Linked DNA regions of Mus musculus: region 2 is linked to region 1. A link is a contact called in ENCODE Hi-C or POLR2A ChIA-PET data. All regions are on one chromosome and are shown on one strand. Each heading gives the region's core, a stretch centred on a gene start or an enhancer-like site at or near the end of the contact. The rest is flanking DNA. Distances are from core to core; before and after follow the strand shown. Region 1 has its middle 16 kb from the start of Mdh2. Region 2 overlaps Srrm3 (serine/arginine repetitive matrix 3).

What was found. A loop is a pair of places that touch in the nucleus more often than their neighbours do. ChIA-PET counts read pairs that join two places held with the same protein, here RNA polymerase II (POLR2A).
Region 2: a loop to region 1 is called in a map of T-helper 2 cell, with 1.9 times the contacts of the local background. The contact joins two enhancer-like sites. A Hi-C loop is called at or near these places in 13 of 37 maps with a recorded cell type or tissue (CH12.LX, T-helper 17 cell, T-helper 2 cell and 7 more). POLR2A ChIA-PET finds 5 or more read pairs at or near these places in 2 of 5 experiments (both embryonic stem cell).

Annotation. Positions count from the first base shown.
Region 1 is chr5:135,792,278-135,796,292 of GRCm38, forward strand. No RefSeq gene overlaps it. Among named protein-coding and RNA genes, the nearest start is that of Mdh2, 16 kb to the left of the region's middle. Within about 2 kb of position 2,179, at least 1 of the 3 ENCODE cell types and tissues checked has a DNase peak (open chromatin) inside an H3K27ac peak, as active enhancers do; it is heart, where a contact is called at or near this core.
Region 2 is chr5:135,832,367-135,836,808 of GRCm38, forward strand. It overlaps Srrm3 (serine/arginine repetitive matrix 3), which reads left to right. Exons shown (of 15, transcript NM_021403.3): 2 at 2,674-2,916. The coding sequence starts at 2,684. Among named protein-coding and RNA genes, the nearest start is that of Srrm3, 16 kb to the left of the region's middle. Within about 2 kb of position 2,770, at least 1 of the 3 ENCODE cell types and tissues checked has a DNase peak (open chromatin) inside an H3K27ac peak, as active enhancers do; it is heart, where a contact is called at or near this core.

The DNA.
Region 1 (4,015 bases), core at 929-3,428:
GGGCTGTTGAGATGACTCAGGGGTTAAGAGCACTGACTGCTCTTACGTAGGTCATGAGTTCAAATCCCAGCAACCACATGGTGGCTCACAACCATGTGTAATGAGAAAATTAAAGGCCTGGTGCGAGAGGGAAGTGGGGAGAGGGGGAACAACTGATGCTGGAGAGCAAACGCAGGTTCTCATTCTTGCATGACTAGTCAGCGCTCTACTTGACTGGACCATCTGCCCAATCCTGGTTAGTCCTTTTTTTTTTTTTTTTTGTATAGACTTTATTATTAAAAAATCCTTTAAGTAAATAAAAGTATCACACACCCAAAAATGTAGACCCAAAGTCCATATAACTTAGTGAACTTATGCACAGTTAGAATTGGTATTAGAGGGGGCTGGTAAGATGACTGCTCTTCCGAAGGTCCTGAGTTCAAATCCCAGCAACCACATGGTGGCTCACAACCACCCGTAATGAGATCTGACACACTCTTCTGGTGTGTCTGAAGACAGCTACAGTGTACTTATGTATAATAATAAATGAAGCTTGGGCTGGAGCAAGCAGGGACTGAACGAGCGGTATTGACCAGAGTGAGCTGAGGTCCTAAAAATTCAATCCCTAAAAACCACATGAAGGCTCACAAACATCTGTATAGCTAAGGTGTACTCACATACATAAAATAATCTTCCTTTAAAAAAATTGGTATTAGAAACAAATTGTAGCAAAGCGAGGTGTTTAATTCCAGCACCAGGAGTCAGAGGCAGGCAGATCTCTGAGCTGGAGGCCAGCCTGGTCTACATAGTTCCAGGACAACCAGGGCTACATATAGAAACATTGTCTCAACCTAAAGAGGAAGAGAAAAGAAACCAGCCACGAAGCATCACCACATAAACACATACCACCCAGCAAAAACTCCATGGCAAGAGTGAAAGTAGGAAAGCAATGACCTTTATGTCCTCTGGCTACATGCTTTTTTGACAGTCTCACTATGTTTAAGGTAATACAAAATCCCGCTTAAGGTGAAAAATCCTTCTGAGCGCTGGGATCTCAGGTCCCACTGCCACATTGGTGTTGGCTCCTGCCTGTCAGGTCTCGCCTGACAGCTCTGGTCTCAGAACTAGCAGGAGAAATGAAGGTGAAGGGCTGGGACCCCAAGGCTCCAGAAAAGACACCCCCAGATGTCTAGGCAGAGCAGGGATCTCCAGTCTTCCTTGGCAGCCTGCTCACACAGGAGAGTGCTGGGCTAGCATTTCAGGCAGCGAAGGAGCAAGTGTGTCCAAACTTCTGAGCCTGAGATTAAGGCCTTGCCAGCTACAAGGTTCCTCATCAAAAGTCCCACAATCTAGTAAGGAAAACATTGCATAAGGTCGACAGTTCCCTGGTAGAGGACATGTTCTTCATAAGCACAAGGCCGTGAGTTTGAACCCCCAGGACTCACTGGCCAGGCAACCTGGTCACATCACTGAGTGGCAGGCCCATGAGACAGACTGTCTCAAAACCAAGATGGACAGACTGGATGTTCTGAGGAACACCTGAAGTTGACCTCTGACCTCCACACACAAGTGCACACACAGACAAACACACCTGAACACACGTGCACACAAATATAAATCTAACAAAAGAGGGAGATGACTCGATGTTTTAAATAACTTCACAATTTGGTGTTAGGCCACAGACTGAAGCTGCTTCAGTCCAATGAGAAAGATCCTCTTTGCATGCGAAGTGGGCTCTAGACTACATTCCGGGAAAGTGCCAAGAGACTCCTAGCCAAAGGCCGGCACTCCACGATGCAAGAACACAACAGAGAGCCTGAGAGTCAACGGGGTGGCTGTAAGCAGCTTGGGAAGGGCCAACTCACTTCTCAGCCCCATTTCCACTCCCTCTCAGCGCCACTGGGGAGATGCTCAGTGGGGGAAATACCTAGTACTTAAACACAGACGAAGAGCACACAGAAAAAGCCAGGTGTGGCATTATGCACATGTAACCACAGCACTGAGGAAATTGGAGGTAGAACGGAGACAGGAGGATTCCTGGCACTTGCTGGCCAGCCAGGCTAGCCAATCAGGGAGCTCTGGGGTCAGTGGAAGACCAGGAAGAGCTGGAGGGATGACTTAGCAGCTAAAAGCTAGTACTGTTCTTGTAGAATGTCCATCCAGTTAACTCCCTCCCTGACCACCTCCTGTTTCCTGACTAGCAAAGCAAGGCGAGGGTGGTGATTGGAGTGTTAATGTGCTCATTATGCAAGCCATTATGAGAGGCAGTCCTTAGCAGCTTCGAGGCAGTGGGGGACCCGAATGAGAACAAATGGATTGTAGAAGATTGCTGGGGTCAGGGGAAGGAACCACGGTCGCATTGGAAAATGAAAAGGAGAGCAATTTAGTGAGTTTTCGTGAGTTCGCTGTGGTGTCCAGGCTTCCGGGCCCAGACTCTGCAGTTCCCTCTGTGGCCAGAAGAGGGGGCGAGAGGCCGATGCTGTGCATAGTTTCCAGGCAGACTAGGTCACTCGGGAGTGAGATTAGCATTCCAGAGCCAAATCAGGCTAGCCGTGCTGTCTGGTCTTGTCTCATCCAGGCAGAAGGGAGGGGACAGTCGCCAGCCGCCAGAGTAAGAGCAAACAATAAAGGGAGGGCCAAGGAAAGACGCCCCTAGGTCGGAAAGCAAAGCTCTGAGTCTCTGTAGGTTTGAGGGAGTGGCCAGACTGTCTATGGGCTTTTCCTGCCTCCAACGCTCTGGACACTGGACAAGGACAATGCTGATATCCAAGGAGAAAGGAGGCTGATATTCAAACCCAGTGTAGAAGAAAGCTACCTAGGGGACAGGAGTGGGGACAGGCCCAGGTCTGCCCTGCAGTTTCTGCAGACATCTGAGGCCAGAGACCTGGCCTGGGGCCTGTATTCTGGGCTCAGGATAGATCGCCTGAACCTACTTTAAAAGGCTATTGTTAGCTCCCAGTAAGAGGCTTATTGCTCTTCCGGAGGACCTGAGTCCAGTTTCTAGCACTCAGGTGTGGACTGTTCCAGAGGATCCAACGGCCTCTTCCAGGCTCTGGGGACTCCTGCACTCAGGTGCTGCACATAAATCTGCACAGGTAGGGGACTCAGAGATGGCTCAGTGGTTAAGATGACTGGTTGCTCTTCCAGAGGTCCTGAGTTCAAATCCCAGCAACCACACGGTGGCTCACAACCGTCTGTAATGGAATCCGATGCCCTCCTCTGGTGTGTCTGAAAGCTGAGAACTCGTACATAAAGCAAATAAATAAATATTTTAAAAACCAAAACAAAAGACTGTGCAGGTAGACATATACATAAAAATGACAAATCTGACCGAGAGAGAGAGAGAGAGAGAGAGAGAGAGAGAGAGAGAGAGAGAGAGAGAGAACTGTTGTCTCCTTTTCTCTAACACAAGGGGATCCTAGCCAGTTGACTAGATCACATTCTCTCTTGACCCTCTTCATTCTGTTATGCCATCTAACTGGGGTCACTGCAGGGCAGACAGAAGCAGATGCCAGAAGTGGAGAACCTCTTGAAAATAGTCACCCCAGGATAGCTGACCTACTGGGGAGGAAGAGACATTTCCGTAGCCCACTTAAGTCACCTGTTGTTGCTCTGTCTGAGGCCATCGCCTGTAGATCATCCCAAAATTCCCTTTAGTAAATGGGTAACTGCTGAACACGCCAAGAGGACCCCTAAGTCCACTGATCAGTACCCAAGTGCTTCCAGTATCCGGTACCCATCTGTCCTAGTCAGGGTTTCTAATACTGCACAAACATCATGACCAAGAAGCAGGTTGGGGAGGAAAGGGTTTATTCAGCTTACACTTCCACATTGCTGTTCATCACCAAAGGAAGTCAGGATAGGAACTCACACAGGTGGAACCTTGGAGGCAGGGGTGGATACAGAAGCCGTGGAGGGGTGCTGCTTGCTGGCTTGCTTCCCCTGGCTAGCTCAGCTTGCCTTCTTATAGAACCCAGGACTACCAGCCTAGGGATGGCACCACCCACATAGGGCTGGGCCCTCCCCACTTGATCAC
Region 2 (4,442 bases), core at 1,520-4,019, 41 kb after region 1:
TGATGCCTCCCACAGTGGACAGGGCTTTCCCACTTCAATTAATGTAATCAAAATAACCCCCAACAGACATGCCTACGGGCCAGCTCAAACCAGACAGCCCTTTACTGAGGCTGCTTTCCCGGGTGGGGGGGGGGGATTTTAGATTATGTCAAATTGACAATGAAAACTAACCATTCCAAGTAACTCCCTTCTGTAAGTCCCCAGGAATTCACCCATCACAAGGAATGTGGATGGTGTTCCTAGCCACAGTTGGGAATCAGAGACTCAGAGATGGGCAGTAATATCCTCAGGGTCAAACAGCAAAGAGTAGAGGAGCCTGGTCTAGAACCCTATTGGTGAGATATCTGGCCGGGCCATTTTTTTAGAAAGTCAACTGGGCTGAGGTTATAGCTTAGATAGCTCAGTGCTTGCCTGGCATGTGCAAAGCCCTGGATTCCATCCCCAGAGAGGCGAGAGGAAAGAGTGTTACTGAGATGGCTCCAATCTATACATGCCCAACCCTTCCCTCTATCCTTTGCATCCCACACCCTGAGAATGAGACCTTCAGTTGCTTAGCAACTAGCAGAGCCTTGGAGAAAGGACCCGGAAATAGCTTAGGAGGCGGTTCCCTCTGTTAAGATAGAGGTCGAGTGTGTGTGTGTGTGTGTGTGTGTGTGTGTGTGTTCTACTTATTGCCTCCAAAAGATGCCTCTGCCCTACCCCTAGCACACAAGAGGACATGGCTTTCTGGAAAGCTAATTTTCCATGTCACCTTGGGCAGACCTTGGGAGCAGTATTTCCAGAACAAAGGAGAGGTGCTCCTATTGAAACTACCTCCTGCAATATTAGCTTTGGGAGAGTTAGCCAGATGCAGAAAAGACTGAAAGTACACCCAGAGTGGGAAGAGAATGAAACTGGAGAAATGCCCATTCCTGCAGGGTTGCCTTAGACGCAGACTGGAAATTAGAAGTATACTGACCAGAGTCAGAACAGGGCCCTGGGCTATGGCTGGTTCAAAGTGAGCCCGGTGGCTGGAGATGCAGCCAAGATGTTAAGCACTTACCTGGCAGGTCCTGGGTTCGAATACCAACACTGCAAGCAAACAAAACAGCTGAAGCTGGACTGGAGAGATGGTTCAGTGGTCAGGAGAACCTGTCTGTTGCTCTTGCAGAGGACCCAAGTTCGATTCCCAGATGATGGCTCACAACTCCCCACAAACCTAGTTCCAGAGGATCTGATATCCTCTTCTGACCAACTCGGGCACCAAGCACACATGTGGTGAACATACATACATGCAGGCAAAACTTTCACACCTAAAAGAAAATAAGTTCTTAATATCTTTTTATTTTAGTTGTTTTTGGTTTTGTTTTTCCAACACGGAGTTTCTCTTTGTGTAGCCCTGGCTGTCCTAGAACTCTCTGTAGATTAAGCTGGCCTCCAACTCAGAGATCTGCCTGTTTCTGCCTCCCAAGTGCTAGGACCAAAGTCATAAGTCACTGCATACCCAGCAGTATCTTAAAAAAAAAAATAAGGCTAAAGCTGTAACTCAGTGGTAGACTGCCTGTCATTTATGAAGTCCTGGGTTCTATCCCAGCACCAGAAAATCGGATTTTTAAAAATTTAAATTAATAGGCTCGATAGGCATGGTGGTGCATGCCTTTAATCCCAGCACTCAGGAGGGAGAGGTGGCAGATCTCTGAGTTGGAAGCCAGCCTGGTCCACAGAGAGAGTTGCAGGGCAGCCAGGGCTGCACAGAGAACCCCTGTCTTGATAAAAATAAAACAAAACAAACAAGCAATCAAAAAAAAAAAAGACAAAAACAAAAAAATCGTTTGTTGCTCATTTATTTATTGGGTTGTGTGTGCATGTGCCATAGTTCCAGTATGCAGAGGTCAGGGGACAATTTGCAAGAGTTGGTTCTCTACTTCTATCACACGTGTGTGTGTGTGTGTGTGTGTGTGTGTGTGTGTGTGTGGTGTGTGTGTGTGTGGTGTGTGTGTGTGGTATGTGTGGTGTGGTGTATGTGGTGTGTGTGTGTATGTGTGTATGGTATGTGTAGTGTGTGTGTGGTGTGTGGTGTGTGTGTGTGGTGTGGTGTGTTTGTGTGTGGGTGTTTGTGTTCTGAGCTTTGAACTCTAGCCAGGCTCGGTGGCAAATGCCTTTACAAAGCCTTTGGGCCATGTCACTAGCTTCATAGAAGATTTTCTCTTAGGCATTCGGGACTGGAGGGGCTGGAGCAGAGCGGGTAGAGTGCTTGCCTAGCATGCACAAAGCCTGGGGTTCCATCGCCAGTACTGCATAAACAGGGTCTGATGGTGCATGCTTGTAAGCTCCAACATTTAGGAGACTGAGGCAGGAGGATCAGAAGTTTAAGGTCACACTTGACTACGCAGTGAGTTGGAGGCCAGGCTGGGCTAGGAAACCTTGTCTAAGAGGGGAAAAAAAAAAGTGAAGGAAAAACAAAATACAAAGATCTGGCCTGCACCCACCCACTGTACAGATGGGGGAAGACTGGTGTGAATTACATTCACGTCCTTAAGTGATGGTACTCGCCCCTCCCTCTACAGCGTGAGAACAAGCGGATTAGAGCCGCGAGTGGGCCCTAAACCTTCAGGATTAAGTCACAGAGAAAGAGCTTAGCCAATGGCCGAGAGGTGAGTGACCACCCCACCTTGTGATTTATCTGTCCCGCAGGACCTGTGTCATGTCCTCCACCGTGAACAACGGGGCTACCGGCATGCCAGCTCCACCGGATGCTGCTAATGGCTTCCCGCAGCCCGGCGCCTCGTCCGGGTCTTGGCCGCGCGCGGAGGAGGAGCTGCGCGCCGCCGAGCCCGGCTTGGTGAAGCGCGCGCACCGGGAGATCCTGGACCACGAACGCAAGCGGCGCGTGGAGCTCAAGTGCATGGAGTTGCAGGAGATGATGGAGGAGCAGGGGTGAGTAGGGCGTGGCGGGAGGGGTGGGGCCAAAGGAGATGTGGGTGGGGCGAGATCAAACTGTTCAGCACTTGGCGCTGGAACTGTCAGAGGCGGGGCTAGGGCGTGGTGAGCATGGTGGGGCGTGGCTAAGGCAAGGAGTGGTAGGGCGGTGGTTACGCTTCGGGACTTGGTGCAGCGTGGCAGGGCAGAGACAGACCGGAGAGTGGTTGGATATAGTAGCGGGAATCAGAGCAGAATGGGGCGGGGCGAGACCAGAGAAGGAGTACTCGGTGAGGAGAAGTTAGAATAGGGGCGTGGTTGGGATGTGCTTTGTGCTTGGAGAAGTGGGCAAGGGCGGGGCCCGACAGGGGGTATGGTTGTTATGTGGTTGTAATGGGCACAGCCAGTCTAAGCAGCGGTCCAGCATGCACGGAGGCTGGGTGCAGAGGAAGGGGCGGGGCTAGGCATAGTGTCTGGCAGGAGTAAGGTAGGATAAAGCCAGAGCAAGAGTGTGGATGTAAGTATGGAGACATGGGGAGGAATGGCGGAGTAGGGGTGTAGCTAAACTCTCCAGAGGGGCGCCTAGACAGAGAATGGTCAAGCTTTACTTCCGGGAGGAGTGCGAGGCTATTTGTCTGAGAACTTGGCAGTGGTAGAGCTGTGCCCAGAGACTTTGTGTGGCAGAGCAACGTGGGGTGAGGACGGGGTGGGTGGAGCCAGGACTGCGATGGGCATGAGCTTGGGTTGCACTCTGGAGTTTGGTACACCAACGGGGGTTGGGGGAGCTGTTGGAGCGCGACTGTTCTGATTGAGAGAACCTGACCTGTACGTAATGGATATTGGTGCAACAGGGTGGGGGCGTGGTCGAGACCTGGACTGAGCAGGGAGATTGGCCTGGCATGGTGAGTGGATCTAGAAGAAAAATTGGAATGTGGCCAGGGCCTGATCCAGCCTGTGGCAGGTGCCGCTTCTGATGAGGCTGATTGAACGTTGAGCCTAGCCTGCAGTCCTGACCTTGGCTGAGTCAGAAAAAGGTTGGGCCGAGCGAGGGCAGGGTTGGAATAGGGTTGAAGTGTTCAGGGAGAGCTGGGTGCCTCGTTTGGAGCCTGGTGCTGAGTCTGAAGGGTCCTGGGAAGCAGCAGCCTAATCCAGCAAGGAAGCAGGGTCTGGACTCACAGAAGCCACAGGGATACATGCCCCATGCCCGGATGCACACACCCAGTGTTGAAAGCATAAAGATGAATAAACTTAAATGACAACTCAAGGCCTCAGTTTCCACAATCTATAAAATGGATAGAGATGCCGAGCTAGTCAGGGAAGAAAACGCAGGGGTTTTTCTAAGTAACCAGGCTTCCTGCAAAGTCTCCATGACCTTTAAACTGTGGTTTTCCCTTAATCTAGTCACTGAGATGGATGGTCCTGGGCTCAGAAGTCACTCATGTCCTCAGTCACACGTGTGCGTGCACGCACACACACACAGACACACACATGCACAAACACGCATGCATGCATGCATGCATGCATGCATACACATTAAATAAATA